3 separate regions of the Mus musculus genome follow, and all the other regions are linked to region 3. A link is a loop called in an ENCODE intact Hi-C map of the cell type or tissue named here. Cell type or tissue: left cerebral cortex. All regions are shown on one strand. Links, peaks and the distances in the headings refer to the core of each region. The heading gives the core; the rest is flanking DNA.

What was found. Peaks named below come from ENCODE experiments on the same cell type or tissue, not always from the same donor. Only the 100,000 strongest peaks of a DNase experiment are listed, where the experiment ranks them.
Region 1: it touches region 3 in a loop (4-fold over the local background); 3 of 42 quality-filtered maps call a loop at or near these places.
Region 2: a loop joins it to region 3, with 13 times the contacts of the local background. A loop is called at or near these places in 2 of 42 quality-filtered maps.

The regions. Positions count from the first base shown.
Region 1 is chr12:27,338,629-27,346,645 of GRCm38, reverse strand. Sox11 (SRY (sex determining region Y)-box 11) reads left to right here and starts at 3,928. Exons shown (of 1, transcript NM_009234.6): 1 at 3,928-8,017. The coding sequence starts at 4,238. The coding sequence ends at 5,425. It overlaps Gm30855 (a long non-coding RNA gene), which reads right to left and starts at 1,492. Exons shown (of 3, transcript XR_381385.4): 1 at 1-1,492. In left cerebral cortex, for the core only: a CTCF peak has its summit at 3,543 (motif pointing left); DNase peaks (open chromatin) are centred at 4,778, 5,069, 5,318, 5,816 and 3 more places; H3K4me3 peaks cover 3,951 bases; H3K27ac peaks cover 3,531 bases.
Region 2 is chr12:28,233,624-28,241,640 of GRCm38, reverse strand. No RefSeq gene overlaps it. Among named protein-coding and RNA genes, the nearest start is that of Gm25564, 110 kb to the left of the region's middle. In left cerebral cortex, for the core only: no CTCF peak of the experiment used is centred there; DNase peaks (open chromatin) are centred at 3,413 and 3,792; H3K27ac peaks cover 442 bases.
Region 3 is chr12:27,973,227-27,981,243 of GRCm38, reverse strand. It overlaps Gm45941 (a long non-coding RNA gene), which reads right to left. Exons shown (of 3, transcript XR_381389.3): 2 at 552-650. Among named protein-coding and RNA genes, the nearest start is that of Gm31025, 9.1 kb to the left of the region's middle. In left cerebral cortex, for the core only: a CTCF peak has its summit at 3,932; DNase peaks (open chromatin) are centred at 2,851, 3,604, 4,122, 4,600 and 1 more place; H3K27ac peaks cover 1,401 bases.

The DNA.
Region 1 (8,017 bases), core at 1,624-6,623, 640 kb after region 3:
CCTCCTGCACCCTCCCCCACCACACTTGCACAAGGTATTTGCAGTAGATCTACTCACCACGCCCAACCTTGTTGGGAGCAGCCAGGATGTCCTCAGGATGTCCTGAGGCTGTGCCACATCCAGACAGCAGAGAACCAGTGGGTGTGAAAATGCAAACACTAATGGCCTTATCTACAGCTTGCTGTGTGAAAAGAGCTGGCTTGAAAATGCTGTGCACTATGTAGTTCCCCTACATGATATCCATAGAGTGGGGTGTGTGTGTATGTGTGTGTGTGTGTGTGTGTGTGTGTGTGTGTGTGTGTGTGTGTGTGTGTATGCATGTGTGTGCATGCAATGTGTGAATGCCTGCCTGTGTGTATGTGTATTTGAATATATATGTGTATATACATACATGTGTGTGTGCATACAAATGTGTTTATGTGCCTGTATATACATGCCTGTGGGGGGTGGGAGGAAGAACAGAGCAGAGAGACTTGTATTTACAGTCCTTCAGTCAGATCTTACATCTATAGTATAATCTGTGAGAAGCCTTAGCCTTTCAGCATGTGTGAACATGAGGATCAGGTGAAGAGTCCGAAGCGGCTTCTCAGTCTCATTCTGTTCAAGTGTGGTGTGCATACACACTCAGTGCTTGTGTTCGTGTTGTACCCAAGGTAGAGGGAGTCCAATCTATGTCCACAGACACCTCTGAGGGACATTTGTAAGGACACAGCCACAACAGAACAACTTGTTTAGGGAGAAAAGATGAAGGAAAAAAGAAGGTCAATGTACTGGTTAGTTTATTTGTTTTAAAAGACTGAGAAGGGGGAAGTGACTTCATGTTTCCATTAGTTAAATGAGTCAACTGTTTAACCAGGAATGATTGTAAGATTTATCTGTATAATCAATTACGTTTTTGAGAAGAAAAGGAATATTTTATATTTATTCTGATGTTTTAAACTTTAAATGATTTTGTAAAATATCTTTTATATGTTAGTATTCGTGCTAAAAGAGAAAGATAAGTTATAATTATAAAAGTATAGTCATGGGGGGCCCAGACAAATGTGACCATTAAGACTCTGAGAGTTAATTATGTACTCAGCAATGTGTATCCCTAACAGGAAAACCACATACCTCAGCCATGGGCAGAGAAAGGAAGTGTGTATTGGATATGAAATGGAGTGTACCTGGATTACACTCTGTAGTTCAAAAAACAGCAGAAACATTTTCATTTTACCAAATAAAAGATAAAAACTACTAAAGGCTAAGTAATTCTTAGTCAACAGTCCTTTCAGTAGTTTACTCCTGCTGTTGTTAATAATCTGATTTTTCTTTTAGAAAAGTGTATGCTGTTCCTGTAAGCATCGTGTAGGGCTTCAAACACATTCCCTTTCTTCTTTCTTTTTAAAAGAAAAGTTAGACTTAGATTTTTCTCTTAGGAAAGAATAAAGTGTATACAATATAATTAGAAAAATAAAAGATGTTTACAGATTTTTCTAATCTTTTTTTCTTTCATTCCCAGTCCTTGAATAACTAGGGATGACAAAAAAAAAAAAAAAAAAAAAAAAAAAAAACCTGTGGGTAGACCACTATTATAGAATATCAATCTACCTGATCTTTTGTGAAAGCCTTCCTAAATGAGAAGACAGCAAGACTTGCTCTCAAGCCTGCTCCTCCAGCTGCCTTCCGGAACCCCCAATCTCTGCAACTGTTTACTAAAGGACCCAGCAAGGCCTCTGGACTCCCACAGCAAAATGCAGCCCTCTTATTTGGGATCCTCTTTCTCCAACAAATGACTCTTTAATCTTTGAACACAAGTTCTGTGTGATTTTGACTGGTATCCGCCACCCCCAGGAGCGCTACTGCCCTCTGGGAAAACACACACACACACACACACACACACACACACACACACACACACACACACACACACACTGACTCTGTCTGCCTCTCCTGAGGTCATTCATCTTCTGAAGCTGTGCACAATTTCATATCAGGAACGTAGCAAAACTAGGTGCAGAATTTAAACTGCCAAAGATTTTCAAACACGTTTTCTGTTACTGTATAATAAGATGGCAGATGGTCACAAGAGGTAGCTCTTGAGGTGAAATGAGTTCGAGACTAGCCTGAGGTGTGTAGAGTAAGATCCTGTCTCTAAACAAAACAAACCAACAACCGAAACAGGCCAGAGAGGGATGTGGAAGGGGAGATGCCAAGAAAATAAAAGAAATAATAAGAATGACAGTATATACCCCCATGCCTGACAATTGGAAGCTGAGATGAAATAGCTCCCTGTATTTAGAGTGTAGATTTCCCTTGTGATGGGGACTCGCTGGCCCCACCCCACCCTTGCCTGATGTCCCCATTGCTGGGAAATCAGGCAGCTAAGAGGAAAACAAGAGAGAATGTCTGGTTTGCCTCAAAGATGGATTTTTACACTCCACATGGGTTTTTCTACATCTCCAGACATCAGGTTAACCAGTATGTAAATTTTTTAGGTTCCAATAGCCTTAAACATTAAAATAAAATGCCAACATTATTAAGACTGAGGTTAACTTCAATAATACACGTGCTTGGATCGGTGCTTTTCTTTGGGGTGAATACGATAAGGGTGAAATACAGGGACCCCTCCCCCCTTTTTAAAAATAAAATGGCCTATGAAGACCTGGCACCATTCTATGTCCGGAGTGGGGATGTGTGGGAGATGAGAAGTGTAGTACCCTGTGCAGTACACCAACCTGAAAGGAAATATGTTTAGATAATTCCACTAGTCCCGGGCGGCCGATTTCTCGGGTGAGCAACTCCGGGTGGGGTGAGGGGCTGTAGATCTTAAGAACCAGCCCCCAGAACTGACAGTGGGTAGGTATGAGGAAAACAGGGTGAGCAGCCACGTTAAACAGAAAGCAGAAAGGCTTCGTTTCATTGTCCTCAGAAGAGCCATAGGTGGGTAAGAGACAACACAAAGAGAAGCGAGTTTCCAAGGAGCCCGGCAAAACCAGTAGGCAGGAGCCACCGCTCCAGCGGCAGCCTTAGCAGGCAAATAAGAAATATCTTCGCTTTAAACGAGAGTGCACTTCATTTTAGCTTTGGTTTGTACCGTTGGGTTAAAATAGCAAATGACCCAGAAGGTGCGTGCTGGGAGGCAGAGCTAGGGTTTCAGGACCGAGCTGCAGGGGAGGAGGGCGTAGGTGATGGACAGAGGAGGCGGGACGCGGGGAGTTGGGGAGGCCTATGGAGTAGAAAGTGGGGGAGGGGCGGCGATGCTGAGTCCCGGGCTGTTTCACCGATCCGGCCTGAATCCGTGAACTCCTTTCCGAACCGCTCCGGAGCCGCCCGGACACGGCGGTCTCCGAAGACCGTTACTCCAGCCGAACCGGCAGATGCGCGCGATCCAGGAGGGAAAACGAGAGGGGGAGAGACGGGACAAAACCCTGCGGGTGCGCGGGGAGGGGGGGAGGGAGGGCCCGGCGACCGGGCTCTAGAAAGAGGGAGAAAAAGAACCGGAGGATGAGCCCACGTGCACGGTGCCGCGCGGTGTCGAAGCGCCACCTTCTGCTGGATAGCGGCGCAGCGCGATCGCGCGCGGGTTTAGGGCGCGACGCGCCCAGGATGAGCAGGGGCACCCACTCGCGGTGCCCGGGTGGGTGCATCTGCACTGGGGTTCAGTCCATCGTCCCGCGCCCTTGAGTCCGCGCTGGCGTCTCTCGCTCCGTCCTGCATCCGCCCGGGGGACACGCGCAGCTGTGCGCACTCGCGGATTTCTTTTGAAAAAATAACATATTTCTAGACAACTCCCCCCGCCCCCCATCTTTGCAAACTGGCCAGGAGGCGGGGCTGGAGGTGGGGCCCGTGGTTAATAACGGGAGATAGGCGGAGTCGGGACCAGCCATTGGCTGGTGGGAGTAGTGATGTCACCCATATGACACCCTGATAACGAGTTGAGAGAGAGCCCTCAACTTTTTGCAGAAGAAGCGCGCGCGCCTGGGAGTGCTTGGGGTCCGGCGCTTGCGGCGGCTGCCAGGAGTGAGAGAGCGAGAAATCAAGCGAGTGAGAGAGAGAGCGCGGGTCCCGGGCCGCCGCCGCCTCCTCTCCGGTCGCCGCCGCAGCCGCCGACGCAGCAGGGAACGGGGCCGGGGGGGAGGGGGGCAGCCGCGGACGCGCGCGGCCAAGGACTTTGCAACTTGCCGGAGAAGGTGGAGGGGCGGGAGGGGGAGGGGCGCCCGCGCAGGAGACCGAGCGCCCAGCCCCGCCGCGGACCATGGTGCAGCAGGCCGAGAGCTCGGAAGCCGAGAGCAACCTGCCCCGGGACGCGCTGGACACCGAGGAGGGCGAGTTCATGGCGTGCAGCCCGGTGGCCCTGGACGAGAGCGACCCGGACTGGTGCAAGACGGCGTCGGGCCACATCAAACGGCCCATGAACGCCTTCATGGTGTGGTCCAAGATCGAGCGCAGGAAGATCATGGAGCAGTCGCCCGACATGCACAACGCCGAGATCTCCAAGAGGCTGGGCAAGCGCTGGAAGATGCTGAAGGACAGCGAGAAGATCCCGTTCATCAGGGAGGCGGAGCGCCTGCGCCTCAAGCACATGGCTGATTATCCCGACTACAAGTACCGGCCGCGCAAAAAGCCCAAGACGGACCCAGCGGCCAAGCCCAGCGCGGGCCAGAGCCCCGACAAGAGCGCGGCGGGCGCCAAGGCAGCCAAGGGCCCCGGCAAGAAGTGCGCCAAGCTCAAGGCGCCTGCGGGCAAGGCGGGCGCGGGCAAGGCGGCGCAGCCGGGGGACTGCGCCGCGGGCAAGGCAGCCAAGTGCGTCTTCCTGGACGACGACGATGAAGACGACGACGAAGATGACGAGCTGCAGCTACGGCCCAAGCCGGACGCTGACGACGACGACGACGAGCCCGCGCACTCGCACCTGCTGCCGCCGCCGACGCAGCAGCAACCCCCTCAGCTGCTGAGGCGCTACAGCGTGGCCAAGGTCCCCGCCAGCCCCACGCTCAGCAGTGCCGCCGAGTCCCCCGAGGGCGCGAGCCTGTACGACGAAGTGCGCGCGGGCGGCCGGCTCTACTACAGCTTCAAGAACATCACCAAGCAGCAGCCTCCGCCCGCGCCTCCCGCGCTGTCGCCCGCGTCCTCCCGCTGCGTGTCCACCTCCTCATCCAGCGGCAGCAGCAGCGGCAGCGGCGCCGAGGATGCAGACGACCTCATGTTCGACCTGAGCTTGAATTTCTCCCAGGGCGCGCACAGCGCCTGCGAGCAGCCACTGGGCGCGGGAGCGGCGGGGAACCTGTCCCTGTCGCTGGTGGATAAGGACCTGGATTCCTTCAGCGAGGGCAGCCTGGGTTCCCACTTCGAGTTCCCCGACTACTGCACGCCGGAGCTGAGCGAGATGATCGCGGGGGACTGGCTGGAGGCGAACTTCTCCGACCTGGTGTTCACGTATTGAGAGGCGCAGGGCTCCTCGGGAGGCAGTCGTGGCGGTCAGGATAAAGAGGATGGTGGGGGGAGGGGGAGAAGATGCTCATGGTCAGAGAGATGTGGCGCTGAGAAATTGGAAACGGTGATGAAATGTTGTTGGAGTTAAAGTGAAATGAGTAGTTTTAAACAGATTTTCCAAGTTTTTTTTTTAATTTTTATTTTTAAAAAATTTTTTGGTCTCCCCACTCTTCCCGTCCTTTATCGTGTCTCAAGGTAGTTGCACACCTAGTCTGGAGTTGTGATTTTTTCCCCACCCGTAAAAAAACGTGTTTTGTAATTTCTATTTCTTTTTCCTGAAATTCGTGATTGCAACAAAGGCAGAGGGGACCGGGCGGGGGAGGGGAGGAGGCCCCGCTCCGGAAGGCGCTGTTTGAAGCTTGTGGCTCTTTGAAGTCTGAAAGACATCGGCAGAGGACCCTTTAGACGGCACAACTGTTACTCTAGGGAGTTGATTTTTTTTTCTTAAGAGATTTAAAAAGGAACTGGTGATTTAAAAAAAGAAAAACACAAAAAGGGACCATTGCAACCTTTTTATTTTATTTTCTTTTTTGGAGGGAGAAAGCTGATGTCTTCTATGCATCCGATTTCTTAAACTGCAGGGAGCTTGAAAAAATGCAGTCTGTACAAACGCTTACAAAAATCATAACTGTGAACTGACTTAAGACCAGAGTTTACTTTTCAGATCAAATTGTTTATGGTTTTACAAATGTGATTTCTACTTGGCAACCTTTTTTTGGTAACTCGTTCCCTTATACCTCCTTGATTGAATACCTTACAGCCTAGACCTCAGTACAAAAAGGTATTGAAACATTTTTGATACATAACAGACCTCAATCTTTTTTAAAAATTAATATATTTTCAGGCGTATTTTTGTACAGTGAAAAGGGAACAATCTTGCTGTGTTTTTTCAGTAAGACTTTCAGGCACTTCTTCCCTTTTGATTTCTTTTTCTTTTTTTCTCTTCTTGTTTTTGTTTTTCTTTTTTGTTTGTTTTTTTAGCATGCAAATATGTTGGTACGTTATGTCCTGGTTTAAAAGGATTAAAAATTTAAAAGTAATCCTTGCATCTAAAGGCCTTGTGGTTTAAAAAAAAAAGCAAACTTTTTTGTACAGCTATAGTAGAGATTTGTTCAATATTTGTAGGTAAAGATTTATTGAAAATGGTGACCTAGACCTCAGAGCTGTTCTTAGTTTAAGACTGTATGTACTGTATCATAGTAGGACCTATGTATCTCATCGCTGTGATGTGTGGACGGGGCCCCAGACAGAAGGTTTGAAACTGGATACGCGATTTTTATCAAAAAGAAAAAGGAAAGGCACATAGTTTAAAATTTTCTCATTTTGTGCAATATAATTAAATAAACAGACCATTGCATATTTAGTAGCAAATGGTGGCGAAGCAGACTCAATGCACTGTCGAAGTCACCGCCGGGGTTTTTGGGTTTTTTTGTGTGTGCTGAAGTCTGTGTCTTGATTTTAATAAATCAGCAGGATCGGATAGAAGCTCGCATGGCCCTTAGTCTCTCCCGGGAGCCGCGTGTTCACCGCGCAGCGGACGCGGGTGGCGGAGGGCGGATGCCGCTTTTTGGAGCCCTTAGGCTGCCATAGGTTGCAGCCCGGTGTCCTCCCTTCTCACCCCGCCCTGCGTCTCCATCCCCGCCGTGGGCTTCGCGCTGGTCCGTGCCTGGCGAGTCTGGAGCTAGTGTCCACAGGGCTAGGCCTCCGCTTCTGGCTTTGGGTTTTTTCTGTTGTTGTTGGTTTTTTTTTTTTTTTTTAAATCTCCACCCCCATCCGCGGGCGGCATCGCTGCGCGCGCGCGCGCGCGCTCAATGAGATACGAGTGGAGAGGGCCGCGCCCTTCAGCGTTATCCACGCGGGTGGGGCACGAGGAAAGCAAATGCGCCTAGAGCCGCCTTCACGGTGCAGGATGGCTTTGGTTTCTTTGATGGAGCATTTGCCTCCAGGGGCCCGGTCCAGCCCTCCCCTCCCCCACTGCCCCCTCCCCCCCGCCAGCTTGTCCCTCGTGGTGTCCCGCGCGCAAGCCCAACTCCCCAGGGCCGCGACGCACGCGACCGAGGAGCCCTTCAGCAGTGAATTGAAACTCGGTGCCCAACAGCCCGACTCTAGACCCACAGAAACCATTACGGCGCGGGCGCTGACCGCGGGGACTTGACCAGTAGGGATCCAGGTCGGTGCCCCACGCAAGACAGGCACTGCAGATAGAGAGCTCGCCCTCACGGAGCAGCGCGATCTCATAGCGCGTGGGTGGGGCGGCGACCCGGTGTGGCTTTTTCGGGCTTCCCTCGCCCACCCCTCCCCCACAGCGCCCTGCTGTGAGCCACGCGGGGACCTTTAAGCCGCGAATAATTTCACCAGCGGTTTACTGGGGACAGATTCTGAAGCCTAAGGAAAAGGCATTCTGAGTGTCTTGAGTTCTTAACATTTGCATGTGTTCCCGTTTCCCGTCGGGCGTTTTCCATGGTGAGGAAGGAACTTTTAAATAAATTAGAAAAGGAGTGAGGATCTGGCTTCAGAATGGAAGCATAGCTGCAATTTGTAT
Region 2 (8,017 bases), core at 1,624-6,623, 260 kb before region 3:
TCATTTTTCATTCAGATACACTCAGTAAGGGGACTGAAGGACTCTGCCTCTGCCTCTGCCTCTGCCTCTGCCTCTGTCTGTCTGTCTGTCTGTCTGTCTCTGTCTCTCTCTCTCTCTCTCACACACACACACACACACACACACACACACACACATCATATCACATCACACACATCCCTTCAGACACTGGCATTAACTGTGACTGTAAGGCTGACAGGGCTCCAACTAGATAGGAGCACAAGGTTCTATATACTCAGAATAATTTAGTCTGTTTGATGTATTTATTGACCCCCTGTTCCTAGACAGAGGTGCCAATAAGTCTTGAATAGGTTGCCTCTCTCTGGAGCTGGAATTCTAGGCTACTGTGGGTGACCCGAAGTGTATGCTGGAAACTGAACTCTGTCCTCTTTAAGAGCTGCATGTGCTCTTCATCCTCAGGTCATTTCTCCAGCCCCAGCTAACTTACTCTTAAGCTTTTGATCACGAATAGAATACATGATATGTTGGACACATTCTCCTGACCTTATACCATTTCTTCCTCCCTCATTAGTCTCTTTGTCCCCCTAGACAGTTTCACTTCTATGCCATACATAGCATCCATAACTTAACGTGACTAAATAAAAATCTAGGAATCACAAAAGTGAGAAAACATGGTATTTGTATTTCTGAGATTGACTTAATTTACTCAGGATGACGATTTCCAGCTGTGTCTACTTTCCTGAAAACGACAACATGGCTGTTCTTTATGCAGCTGCAGTCCCAGGCTGCACATCCAGTATGTGCTCCAAGTTGGTCCATAGTTCTGTGCACTGCAGTAAACACAATGTGCAAGCATCTCTGGGACACCTTGGCTTAGATCCTGTGGGAAACACTTTTAAAATTAACCCTTGATAAATGAAATGGCACTTCCCTGCAATGGGCCAAGTGTGAACAGCGGCTGGAGAAGCACAGAGTAGGTAAACTTTTCAGAAAAAGAGCCCCACGATGCCTTCCTTGTCCTGCAGTGCAAAATGCAAGCCTCTTAAGGCATGTCCCCACTTTGTGCTACCCAGGTAGTAACTACCCTAAGATCTGTGTATCAGCAGGCAGATGATGTCAAGTGCACATCTGAGGAGGGTGGAGATCTGGGGACAAAACTATTAGGATGGCATTCAGTCTTGGAAATTAGGGTCATCTACATCTAACCAATGAGCAGTGTTTTAAGGCAAGAGAACTGGTGTTGAGGAAACAGAACTCCAAATTTGTAACCTCAGGGCTGTCTTTGACCCTCACCCATTTTGAACCCTACAACATGTGTGGTCTAAACACTACAGTCTCATTACTCCTATAAATTCACAGGGAAGTTTGAAATTCAACCCTGTATTTCTGCGTGAATAAGTTGGGGATATTTATTCTCTGAATTGGAGTGAGACTTCCCCCTTCTCTTCCCTCACTTCCCCTCTCTTCCCCTAATTTATATTTATGATCTCATTAATGTTATTCTTAAAATTATGATCCATATCCATTTCTCCAGACTCCTAGAAAAGTATTTGTGTAAAATCTCACAAGTTTCTAGGCATAAATAACATGTAGAAATGTTTTGAAAGTCCTTAGAAATGTTTCCTTGGATGTTATAGCTTTCGTCTCAGGGGATAGCTGGTATTTCATAAATGGTGGGGCACTAAAACCATGCTGTTACCAAAAAAGATATTAGCTTTAGTACAAAGAATGGATGTCTTCCAACAATGAAATCGTTTTCTGATGTGCCCACTCTTGATGATGGTTTTAATGTGTTTATTTTTATAAACTTCCTGTGCATTCTGCTTCTAGAGAAGAGGTTGATTCTTAGGTTCTCCCTTTCTCCCATCCTAAAGGAGCAGGCTTTCCTATAACTGGAAATTAGACATTATGGTAATTCCAGTGTTTTCCTGTCCTATACAATTTCTATGTGGTAGTACAGCTGGGCATTCAGAATAAAGTTCCAAAACAATAAACCCATAATTGAACCAGAGCTGAGAATCACACGGCCTTTCAAAATTAGCACTATGAAAAAAAAGAGCAATTCTTTGCCTGTTGGTCTGTCCATGTGTTTCTGCTCCTTTGTGCATCTGGCCTATCTCTCAAGTAGAACAGGGTCATTTTTCATATCTGAACTTTATGGCTCCCTTTCATGTTCATTCTCAGTCTATTTGAACTGTGCTTGTGCTTTGCCATATCTAACATTGTCTACCTTTGAAGGATACTGTTGAGAGAATGAAAATTGAGTCTTAGGCTCTGAGACAACATTTGGAAGTCACACATCTCTGATGAGAGACACTGGCCCATCATGTATAGATAATTTCCAAAGCTCCGTGAGGAGATAGGTGTGAGCTGAAGACACGAGAGTGATCTGGATGTGCTTTTCATCAAAGGAGACTCGTGGTTCACACACAGTGCCATAAAAGATTAAAGATTCTGTACTATTAGTTGTTAACAGATCACCAATTAACAAATGCTATGATACATCTACCATATAGTAATAAGTATAATTAAAGAATTTAAATAGATACATTAAAAAAGAATCAGTACAGACAAATTTGTGAAATCAAAATCAATTACATGTCCATTACTTCACAGAGTCCTTGTTTTTGTGATGTGCCAGGTGGGGAGGACAAGTGTGTGTGTGTGTGTGTGTGTGTGTGTGTGTGTGTGTGTGTGTGAGAGAGAGAGAGAGAGAGAGAGAGAGAGAGAGAGAGAGAGAGACAGAGACAGAGAGAGACAGAGACAGAGAGAGAGACAGAGACAGAGATACAGAGAAAGACAGAGAAACAGAGAGACAGAGAGAGAGACAGAGACAGAGATACAGAGAAAGACAGAGAAACAGAGAGACAGAGAGAGTGAGAGAGAGTGAGAGAGAGAGATGGAGAGAGATGGAGAGAGAGAGACAAAGAGGAAGGGAGGGAGAGGGGTAGGGAGAGAGGGAGGAAGAGAGTGAGAGATATACTAAAAAAAGCCACAGCAATCTATAAAACCATGTGTGTAATGTTAATCACAAAATTGAAATATTAAATAAACCTTTATTTGCACACATAGTGCCGATGTAGATTTTATAGGATGTCCAAGAATCTGGGCAAGAGCATTTTGGTAGTCCAGATACTTGGTTCCAGGTACAGAGATAAACAAGTATGTAAGGAACGGGACAAATGTGGAGGATCCATACTTAGCTTCACTGCTCCACACTGTTATAAGGTAGCCAGCTACTGAGAGGGAAAACACGCAGGCAGTGGGTTCTGCATTCCAGGGACAAAGGTGAGGCAGCAGTAAAGGCCCTTCCAGGAGTTACTAAGCATCAGATGTAATTTCTTTTTAAACAGACAGAAGTTTGCCAACAGGTTATGTAACAAACCACCAGTGACTCATGTCATGTTTTGACTTTTCCTCTGCAAACTGCATTTCCCCCCCTAGCAGAGATGGATCTGAACACTCTGTTTGGGAACATCGTGCACGCTTTCCTTCCCTAACCTTTGTGGAGAACGTTACTTCCACATACAGAAGATGGTATTTCAGTTGCTTCTCAGTTTCCCAGGAATATACTATTTTAAAATCTAGAGAGTGATGTAATTAGCGAGTGTTCACAGAGACCAAAAGGCATGGTTTAAATTTTTTCTTTTTATTATAACCCCTTGAGTCCTATTAATGCCGTCTACAAGCGCATGGGTCTGGGCATACCCACAAAGCACAGTTACTCTCTCCCCCAGTAGCCATCAACTGCCAATAGATCATCATCATCATCATCATCACCATCATCATTTTGCCTAGGATGATGCATCTTTCACCACTTTCCCCTGCTCACGTAGGCGTATTCACTGGCTTGATAAGAATATGCAGGTTGCCCCAGCTGCTATGATTCAATGTATACAACAGTCATATCATGCCTGGTTAAGAAGCATCAGTGTTGTGTATATGATTCCCTCCCAGGAAAACATGCCTGGAACCTACCTGGAATCAATGTAAACTATGAATGCATTTGGAAGGGGCCACAATATTCTCCCTTGCACATCTTGGAACAGGAGTTAAAGAAAAGCACTGATAACTGTATAATTATGAAAGCCCTTCTGTGATGCTGTATCGCTATAATTACTAAATCATGCCTTAAAAAAAAAGACAACATTACAAGTTAACCTAAACAATGCACATAAATTTGAGGCCAATCCATCTAAACTTCTTTGTTTCTGAAAGCTCCCAAAGTCAGTGGATCCTTACCAAAGTGAATGTCACACATAACCCTTGCATGTAGTGTGCTTGTGACTATGGTACACAGGCCTTGCCTTTTTTGATTTAACATCTTTGTAAGTAATATGATTATCTAACATCCTTTAGATACTTAATAGCCTTCAGAAAAGACATCTGGTTCCACTTTCACCCACTGCTGACGTTCTAATTGCTTTGATAGAATGGCTGAGGGATTGTGTTTTTTCACCGATCAGACAGATTCCTCGGTAATCGGTAGCAGAAAAGACAGTGAAATTCTGTGCTCTTTTCTGGGGCTGCAGTGGACATCAGTTGGATCCAATTTATTTTGTATAATTCTGTCTTTTTGAAAAGATCTTTGATGTCCCTCCCATCAGCTCTGCTTAGTGAACTAAATGTCTAGTGTGTAATGAAACTCAAAACATGTTAATGAATTTGACCTTACATGTTTCCACACAAAGCTGTCTGCTCTCACGTGGGACCGGCCTTCAGCTTACGATGGACTTAGTTTCTTGATGTGTGAGATTAGCTTGTTTTTTTCACTGTCAGGAAGGAAAGAAGCCTTTGGTTTCAGAGCTGTGTCATAATTGGAAACGTTTATGTAGAAAGAGTTAGTTCGGTGGGCATTATATATGTATATATACATATGAGTTAGCACATACACAAATAAAATATATATAACACATATATAGAAGTTACCATATATCATCACACACAAAAACACACACATTTTAGTACTGTATATACAACATATATATGCAAGATTTTAATCTTACAGGATACTTTATGATATTCTATATCAAATAATTGCCTAAAATGTGTTAAATTATAGTTGCTAAAGTCAGAGAACAAAGTTAGGAACTTTATCATTAGTTAGTAACCAATAGTTTTTCTGCTGAATAATATATTCTCTGAATTTGAGTATTTATTTATTCATTCATTTGTTAAATTTGTTTATTTATTTTACAATCCAGTATCAGTCCTTCTTCTTCTCCATGTACCACCTTACATAAGTCCTCCCACCATTCATTCCCCTTATAAGGGGAAGGCCCCCCTGGGTGTCAACCCCCATCATACTCTCATCCCACCTCTAACCCCTCACCCTGCATATAAAGTTGCTGCAGGACTAGGCACATCCTCTCCTACTGAGGCCAGGGAAGGCTGTCCATTTAGGGATGCAGGATCCACAGGCAGGCAGGTAGACAACTGGCTCATTGACAACTTCTGCTCCAGTTGTTTGGGGGACCCTCATGAAGACCAAGCAGCTCATCTATTACATATATGCAGGGGTCCTAGGGCAAGCCCATGATCACTCTTTGGTTGGTGATTCAGTCTCTGGGAGCGCCCAAGGGTTCAGGATAGTTGACTCTGTTGATCTTTCTTTGAAGTCCCTGTACTCTTTGGGTCCTCAGTTTTTCTCCCAATTATTCCATAAGACTCTTTGAGCTCCATCTAATGTTTGTATGTGAGTCTCTGCATCTCTTTCCATTGGCTGTTGGTTGGAGTCTCTCAGAGGACAGTTATGCCAGGTTTCTATATCAAATAGTTGCTTAAAATATTTTAGTTATTTACAGTTACTAAAGTCAGAAACTTTATCATTAATTAGTAACCAATAGTTTTCCTTCTGAGTAATATATTCTCTGAGTTTGAGTTTTTAAACTGAGTCTGACTGTTACTAGAGACTGTTTTGAATTCAAAACAAATGGTTATCTGAGAGCAATTTCTAAGCAAGGGAGCTGTGGGTGCCCAGATCTGGAAGGTCACAGGCCTGAGGGATGACTCAGGAAGATGATCTCATTTGCAGGTGGAGTCTAGGAAGGTAAATAATTGGAAGAACATGCCCTAGAAAAGAGCATTTGGACTTCATCCCACCCTTTCCCCCTCTTTCCTCTTCCTGTCTCTCCTTCCCTTCCCCTCTCTCTTTCTCCCCTTGTCTCCTTCCCAGTGGCCATGATGTGAGAAGCCCTTTCTGTCACATGCTCTCTTCACTGGAAGGCTCTAACCCATGGGATAAGCTAAACCTTTCCTCCTATGACTTGCTAACTCATTGCAGTGATGGGGGAGCTGATCAACCATGGAGGATGATACATAACTCGAGCCCATAGCTGGGCCATGCCTTTAGCCAACTTCTGTAGCAATGCGTAGTTTTGATATATTCCATTCAGAATAGGAGTAAAAGTATCTGTGGGCTAAGTCACAGCAAGATTACCTATGTAGCCTGGTTGCCACTCAGATCACGAATAGTCCAGGTTAATGCAAGATACTTGTGCAATCACATCTTCAGAGCAAACCATTTTTGCCTTAGTATTACTTTATCTGGTACTTATGCATTTTTAGTGTTAGTATGGAAATACACTTACTATGTTTCTTTGCCATTCTCAATATAATATACACACACACCCATGGCTCATCTGGTGAAACATACATTTCTAATTGTTGTAGTTAATTACTAGTAGGTGTTGCCTTAGAATTTTACTGCTGTGAACAGACACCATGACCAAGGCAACTCTTATAAGGACATATAATTGGGATTGCCTTACAGGTCCAGAGGCTCAGTCCATTATCATCATGGCAGCATCCAGGCAGGCATGGTGCAGGAGGAGTTGAGGTCTACATCTTCATCTGAAGGTTGCATAATACTGGCTTCTAAGAAGCTAGGATGAAGGTCTTAAAGCTCATGCCCAGAGTGACATATCTTCTTCAACAAGGCTACACCTACTCCAACAGGCCACACATTCTAATAGTGCTACTCCCTGAGACAGGCATGTGAAAAGCATCACAGGTGTGCTTTGTCATATCCCATAGAAATGACACAAAATGCCAAGTCTGTCATTCATGATAATAACATGACTGCCAGACTATCATTTGCAGATCAGAAGGCTTTAAGCAGCTGGCTAACTTGGAATGTGCCTCCTCAGAGATTGTTTTAAGCAGGTCTCCACTCAACCTGGGCTCTTCTTGCTTCTTCTCAGGAGAACAGTGTATAAGTATAGCCATTGAAACCTTGAATGTCCTGAAAGTTTGCTCAGATCAGAGAAGAAACTGGCCCTTCAACTCTATCTGCACAGGAATAGCCAAGGGATGCTGGTGGGAAAGCTACTAGACAGTGAGAACTCACTCAGGTGGGAATCTGGCCTCCTGAGTGTGCAAAGGTCAAGACCAGTATGGAGATCTGCTAGAAAGCTCTCTGAAAACACTAGCAAGCTTCTGGGGCAAGGATAGGGCTCAGGGTTACCCATCCTAAGTACCATTTTCTTAGAACCTTTTGTTTGAATATAAGTAGTTTCTCATTTGCCTTAAAAAAATTGAACATAATAGAAAGTGTGATGAGTTATCCATTACCAACGGGGTGAACAAATACATACATGAAATGAGTCATATAAAATTAAATGAAGTGCAAACACAAGCGCTGCCGTTCTGACATTCTGGAATGAGTGTTTAATAGGGACATTATACAAATGATCTGTAGAAAATGTGATTTTATTTAAAAGATAAACTGTAGTACTTTCTTATTTGCAGTTCAGTTTGCTTATGCACTTTTTATCAACTCTTTTCTTCCATGTCTACAAAGTACTCTGAAACCTGATTTTTCTTTTACCATTTTGGTTTGTTACAAAGTTGCCCAACAGAAGTGTTTCCAGCATGTGTTTGCATGTGCCTTTTCCTCTTATGGCCTCCTGCTATTTTGAGTCATTCCTGATTGTAGATCTTGTTTCAGCATTTCTTTCTAATAAAGCAAACGACACACAAAAGGGGTATTTCAGAGATCATCTTCATTACATAGTGTGCACGTTTAATTTATTTTTTA
Region 3 (8,017 bases), core at 1,032-6,031:
GAAACTGTAACAAGCTGCAGTTTATTTGTGGCCTTTGTCATGGCTGTCATCACAGCAATAGAATGGTAACTAAGACAAGAACTCTGTACAAAGACCCATCTAATGCCTTATTAAGCATTCTTTTAAAGATACACTAATTGGGATAAAAGTTCATAATCACTGTCAACCCAACTAAATGACTGGCTAACTTCTATTTGGTGGGTCCTTGTTGGTTTTGTTACCATACGTCAGTTAAGTTGGTGTAATCATTACCAGAAGGCCTAAGATCTACCAGCTGTAGGATGGCATCTCCTCTACATACTTCTTTCATCCAATGGTCTATAGATCAATGTGGTTTGCCCTAATAATAAACTTAGATGGGTCTGATAACGGCCAGAGAGCATCAGCCAGATTGGAGTAAAGCTCGTCTCACTTGTTAGATGATTGACAGACTCAGAGCCATGGGTCCGTCCATGTTATACAATGGTAAATAGAATTTTATGCAATACTGGCCTTCCAGCAGTGTTCTGAGTATCAGAATTGGCCTCTCATGGTTAGCTTCATACACTCACCTGTGTTTGGAGACATAGCTGCTGATCTTCACAGAATCTGTCCATGGGATAAGAGGATTTATATACGACTGCCATTTTCAGGCTGGTAACCTCATTGTTCTGGAAAGCAAGAATGTTTTAGTTTTTTTTTTTTTCCGCAAGAAAATATAAACTGTTACCTTCTCTTGATTGCAAATTCCTACAGTTATTCAGCATTTTATCTTAGTTATTGTTCATATTTAGTCATCAATTGCTCTTACCCATGGCAAAGTACTACTTAAAACACTATCTGGTGAATATATATATCCATAGACAATTGTCATTCTCAGATTTAATCAATGAAGCCTTTTTTTTTCTAGTGGCTAAACTGGACAGTTGAGTGCCCAGCCCCAAACACGGTGTTTATGGCATTCTGTCCAAAGTTCCGGGGAGGAGTAGGATGAGTGGAAAGCTTATAAGAGCTGGAAGGAGAAGAGCTGTAGAATCTGTCTTCTGAGCAATGCACAGGCACTGCGAGCATGCACTCTCAACAACTGATGACATTAGTGAGTCTGCACAAGAACGGACCCATCAACAACCAGAGAAGGTAAAAACGCAACTTGGGGAGGGGGGGTCCCTGTCCCACACTGCTGAGCTATTTCCTAGAGATGGTATGGAATCCTCATTATCCTAATATGTATGTAACTTAAATCTGAATAGGGATGAGGACGTTCTGGTCTGTGTACTGGACACTATCCATGGAGATCTAAAGGGCTCTGCCTGTGGGCTTGAGTGGCCAAATTGTTGCTCTCTCCAAAGGGGAGGGGGAGGTAGATCAAGGTGAGCTGTCAGGTCTCTTTCACAGCTGCTGCCACTCCAGAGTTGCTGTGGTGCGGTGGGACTCAGTTGGCCAGCAGGGCACAGCTGAGCTTGAGTAGCTTCTGGCAACAAAAGCTTCCAGAGAGAATTCTCGTCTCCAGTGTGTTACAGCTCTGTACAACAGACACTCTCAGTCAGTCTTTGATGAAATAACTCATGTGTGTTTTGTTCCTTTTGGACAGGATCTTATTTATATACATTTTGGGATGGGTAGGGTCTAAAAGCAGATGCTTTCTACTGGCTTGGTCGGATCTGCATGTGGAGGTGGAGGGGCTTCAGGCCCTGTCACTAAGTGACTGATTGTCACAGTACTCTCCATGGGGTGTCATGGTCACATGTTCCCGGACAGGAACCTGTTCAGGAGTAGATGAAATCCCCACTATCCTCAGGTATGAGAGTACTGAGTTTCTGAATGCACTCAACCCTACCAAGTTTTTTTCTGGTGATAGCATTAACTTGGTGGACTATGCCATGCAGACACAACAATGCAAGGTGAGTAAGCAACCTTGAATGGGATAGTGCGTAACTCACTTTGAGAAAGTTCGCTTGACCCTTCAATGACAATTACAAGAAGCAATACTCAGTAATAAAATTATAGAGTAAGTACGATAGATTTCAACATTAACAAAAATAAGAGCAATAATAAAGTTAACAGACACTGCAGTGCTATATATTATTTTAAAAAATCACACTTGTCTGAAATTTTCATTTACTCATAGATTGTTAGACAACAAGAACGGCTCATTCCTGAGGAAAGGAATTGTGATGACTGGTACTTGGAATGCTGGAGAAGGGCAAATTCTTGCAGAAGGAATGAATAGATAGACTAAGAAAAACCAGTTGCTTATGAAATGAGTAAAAGAGAAGAGCCGGCCTGAAACAAAAGGGGTTGGAGTTACTGTGGGAGAGCAAGAGGGTTGGAGCCACACAGAATGCTTCCCTGCATCTGGGACTACAGACAAGGGCTTCGTGAGCTTCACACAGGCAGCCCATGTGGGCAAAGGCATCCTGCCTTCACATCCTTCAGACAGTCTAAGGGGCACTCTGCGTCACAGGCGGCACCTCAGAACAAAGGCACCTAGCAGATTAAGCATTCGTGCTGCAGAGCATGCTCATGGGATGTGCTTTCTTTGAGTGGCTGTAGTTAACAACTCCTCTGATTTAATATGAGCTGTTAAAAAGAATCACGGCGCTTCCACCAAATTACCATACCACTAAAAATGTTCCTCAGCCTGTCAGTGCTGTGCCTACAGCTCAAACTTTCTGATGGTTTATCTTTCATGTGGTTTTTGATCTTTTTTATCACCAAAAAATGAAGATAAATAACTCAGATGTACACAGACCATTCTACCCTTTTTCTTCAGAAAGCTGCTCCTACAGTTCAGCCCCTCTGTGCCCCACGACTCGGTATGAACAGCTCAGCAAGAGAGTATTGGCTGAAAACACCAAGCATGCTGTACTGGCAGATGGAGTGTGTGGCCATTTTTGAAGAGGAACAAATGTATGAATTTAATTAGGAGGAGATGTGACAGCTCCTTTCCTTGCTTGCATAATTTTGGAGACAATTGTGATGAGGTGCATGGCTTCTCCTCACACAGATTCACTCCTGAAGCAGCCTCTCGTTTTTCACTTTCTTCCCATTTGTTTCATCTTCCCATGAGTCTCCCGCAGCTTAGGAATTCACAAACGATATTTACACAACTTGTCTTTTTACATACTTGTGGTAAAGGCTGGCTGTTGCTATGATTATGTTAACAGGATACTCAGTTAACCTAAGCACACTTAAATTTATGGCCACTGAGTGCTAACAACAGCCTGCCTCTCAGGAAACCCACATACCCAGAGCCTGTGGTCATGTATGTTATAAAGCAGGGAAAAGCCAAGGATTTCAAGGCCGTGGAATATTTTATTGAGAGACTCCTTGGCCTCATAATAAATGAAAGGAAAATCTAAGGACAAACAAACCTCTTAATCCATGTCTTGGTATTAAATAGGAAAAATTCCAAATGGGTCAGTATGAAGGGAGTGTCAGAGTTGCCATGACAGCCTTTCCTGATGTGCATGCTCTTTGCTTGAGGAGACACACAGCACCCACAGAAGAGAGAAAGGCAGGAGCATGTGCAGTAGGCTTTGACTCAGCTGTCTTTGAATTCTGTGAAATAGAGATGACAGCCCCGCACCCGACAAAGCCACATACAGAGGATGAGGGTATTGAAGTGCAATGACCTGTGGAGAAAAACTGAAGTGTAAGGATCCTTACGCCTGTTCTGTCCCAGCCCCTCGAGGTCTTCTTCCCATGCGGGGCCTTATTACATTTAATTCAAACTGCTACTGCGAGAGAAGTCCAGGCTGCTTGCAGAGACTCAGCACTGCTATGGGACAAAGATGCACCCCCTGTTGGAACTTTTGCCTAGCCACCGCCTTGGGAGCTCCTTACAACTTCACCCTTTCCTCAGGACCCAGACTGTGAGCTCACCCAAAAGGCCCTCTGATCTTTGTGGTCTACTGTACTTCCTTCGCCTGCCTGTGGGGGCCTGGATGATTGACTCTGACTTACTATCAGAGTCAATGTGGATGATAAAAAGTGAGTTTCCCTCTTCTTCTATGTTGTGAAAGGTGAAGAGGGACAAGGTGAAAAAGAACACACCCTTAGTGAATGCAAAACCGCTTGAGGAATCAGCTGACTGCTCATTGAATGAGTCTAGACCGTGACTACTCTATGTGTAACGGCAAGCAGAATATTCAGCATCCTGGTTCTTCTGAGACAGTGTGACCATGGCCACCTACAGTGTGAGATTTGTCATGAGATCTGGAGGCTGATGGTGAGAACAGTCCTTCGGGAAAGGGAGAAATGAAAATGTGGGTATGAGGGTTCGTATAAGTCTGTCTCTCTGTGTGTGTGTTTATGTGTGTGTGTGTGTGTGTTTTGCACACATGTGCATGAACTTTGATATATGGATGCGTGTTTGCATTCTCTATGTTCATGTGGAGGCAGAAGATGACATCTGTGCACAGTTCTCTTGCTTTCTGTCTTATCCCCTGACACGGAGTCTCTCACTGAGCCTGGACCTCACTGTTGTTGGCTTGGTTGGCTGGCCATCAAGCTCCAGGGATCTTTTGTCTCTCTTTCCTCCTACAGCACTGGGTTCATATGCACACAAACTAATGTCTGGACTTGATGTGTGTCTGGACTTGATGTGGGTGTTGGAGACTGAGCTCAGCTCTTCATGCCCATGAACAAATTCTACTGACTGAGCACCAGCCTGGTGATAGCTTTCAAAGCTAAAACCTGAAAGAATGAAAGAAGCCAAAAAGGAGAAGAATATGGAGGAGGAAACACTGCAGATTGGAGGTGCTGAAGTTTATAGCCCCAAGTGCTATGTGGAGTCTAGAGATGTGAGCACAGCATTGAGAGGAATCACACCTTGCCTGGGGACACTACTGTGAGGAGTGTATTGGAAGTCAGTTGTATTGTAGGAAGGAAAGAAGTGACATGATTTGGTCTCAGTCTTGAAAATTGGCTCTGGATTGAATGAATATTTGGGTATGTCATCTGGGGAGAATTTTACAGTACAGAAGATGCTGTCTTTCCTTTTTGTAACTCTTCTATTATGTATTACTTCCCGACTGAAATTTCCCTTCCTTCCATTCCTCCAAGTCCCCTCTACCTTCCACCTCCTCCAGATATACTGCTCCCTGTCCCCTTCAGAAAAAGCAGGTCTTCCAGTGATGTCAATTGAATACAGCATAACAAGTTACAATAAGTCTAGGCACAAAACCTCATATCAAGGCTGGGCAAGGCAATCTGCCGCAGATCCTCTTGGTCCCTTGTCTGCGTGGAACGGGTTTCTGGTCACAGGTGGGCAAGGAGTCGGTGGGAATTGACAGACAGACTCAACACAAGGGAGTGTGGATCTGAATGTAATTTGTCAAATTTTTTATACAGAAGAAAATAGGGGAGTTGGGTGACACACCGGCAAGGTACAAAGAGGTTACTGGATTCTTACACAAAACAAAGCAATACAAATATGGAAGAACTGGCAGGAACCAACTGGGGTAAAACTCAATGTTAACAACTGGGATCAAAAACAGCTCCCCCTAAGGTCCACTTAATCTTAGAAGCCAGGGGCAAGGGCTTTGTGCCCTTGCCATAGTTCCTACTCTAGTCTATTGTATAGTACACCTTCCCCCTAGGCCATTGTAAATACTTGTTTGTGTATGGGTGTAACTCAGCTACCTATAGTTCTAAGTATCTCTACTCTGGTTACTCTTTAGGCCACAAACTTCCTTCTTCCTAGATCATGGTAAATTTCTGTGTAGGGTAGTGACTTAGCTATCCATGCCGAAGGCTGAATCAAGGACTGCCTAGAAACTAACTTAGCTATATGTCAAAATATTAATCCTTAGGAGCACTTGTAATAAAGCCATATTAAGGGAAAGCACACAGATCCATTTACCAACTAAAGCAAGGACATTGGGGCATTCTTTATACAGGATGCCACGATTCCAGGAGACTAAGTTTCTGTGAACTTTTTGCCTCGGGACAGCGCCCAGGTTTTCGGGGGCCTGTCGCGCTTGTCACTACTGGAGTGGATGTAGCAGCAACCCAATAGGAGGAAATTGGTTCCAAGAGCAGGCAAAAGACTCAGAGATATATTCCCTCTCCCACTGGTATGCATCCCTCAAATACCCCTGTAAATAGAATTTAAATATTATTTAATAGCTCTATGAGTTATTAATATGACCTGGCCAGCCCACCAGTATTTAAGGCAGAGTCCTCTAGATTTTAAAAATCAACTCTAGAACAATTATTGGGCAAGTTACCCATAATCTATTTTACTATGTGCTAGACTTTCAATTCCCAGCTTTGCTCCCTAAGTACCTGCTGTTTAAGTCTCAGTGGGGTTATTTCTCTTCCAACAGCCTGTCCTCAGGCTCCACTTCTTCTGGTCATGTGTTCATGATCTACCTGGACTCATGGTGGCTTCTTTCTCTCTTCTCTCTCCCTCCTTCTTCTTTCTCCTCTTATCTTCTTCTTTTCCCCCTAGTAGTCCCTACCTTTGATCCACAGTCCAGTAACTGAAAACCTGCCTACCTGTATTCTCCCCAGTAATTGGCTGTAGGCACTTTTATTTACCAAGTAGCTTTAAATTTGGGAGCAAGGTTTACATAACAAAGACTGGTATACTTGGGAACTCCCTTGTCTTTGGGCAACCAGATCTTGGGGGCCAGTATTTAGCATTTAAATACATAGCAGTACCAGACTACTCCTCAATACACCCCAAGCTAAACAGCTCCAGCATGTACACAGAGGACCTGTGCAGATCAATTCAGGATATGTGATTGACAGTAAATCTATGAGTCCCTATGAGCCCCGCTTAGTTGATTCTGTGGGCCATGTTCTTGTAGTGTCCTTGATTCCTACAATCCTTTCTCTCTTTCCCAATCTCCACCTAATGCTTTACTGTGGGTTTGTGCATCTGTTCCCATCAGTTGCTAGATGAAGCTTCTTGATAACATTTTGAATTTAACTATTAATAAGGGAATGGGAAATACATCAATGGGTACATAGAAATGAATTCTAAGCGAGATATTGTATTCAAGGAGTTGGGGTAGCCAGCAATAACCAAGTCTCAAAGCAAATCTGTAGCAAATGCATTGAAATCTTGTTGTTATAAACCGGGTAGAGTTTCAATACCATTATGGACTCTGATTTGTAAAACCAAGATGTTCTCCTTATAAGATACCTGGACATGGATGCCAGCACTGGGGTTCCATCTGGGTATGAAATGTATGTTTGGGAATTGTCAGCAGCCAGGTGGTATTTAGTTACCTGAAGGTTGGAGTTGAACTGAGTTGTAGAGTGCTTACCTACCACCAGGCATAGGTTCAGTCCCTAACACACAAACAAAATGTCAACAACAAAATAAAACTACTATGTAATACAAAGTCACCTGAGAAAACATAAGGAGAAGGGTGAAATCAAGGCTCAGCTCCAATGAAGACAAGAATCAGCATTCTTCTACACTCCAAATTCTCCAAGGAAAATTAAGGGGAAAAATGGGAGAGAAAACAGAGCAAAATAGCAGTGTGTGAAATGATAGAATCCAGGAACAGTGATTCTAGAAGGTGGCACACCTATAAATCATGGATCACAAGAATGGAGATGGAAGGCTGAGATGCACCTCTCTGTCAAACACTGCTGAGAGAACAGAGTGGCAAGCTGTTGCTCAGGACTTTGAAATGTCTTTCACTAAGTTCTGGGACATGGCTGGTGGCCTCTGGTGGCTTTGACAAAAGCTCTTTCAGTTGAGCACCTGCTGGAGAGGAGGCTGTAAGGATGGGGAAGGGTTCACTAGGAAGCCCCATCCTGAGAACAAAGTAAAACACAAGACTCAGGATTGAGAAAGGGGAGGGTACAGGAGATATCTGCCTCTGCTGGGAGGTCAGGGCATGTTTGGAGGACACACATGCAAGCAGATGGAGACAAACCAGCTGCGGGACTGAGGGCAAAGAAAGAATTCAGAACAGTCAGGGACGTTGCACTAGCTCTTGCTGAGCAGAAGGATGGGCAGGTCCTGGTGCAGGTATGTGGAGGGGCAAGGGCATCTAAAGCACAGGTTGTGAGA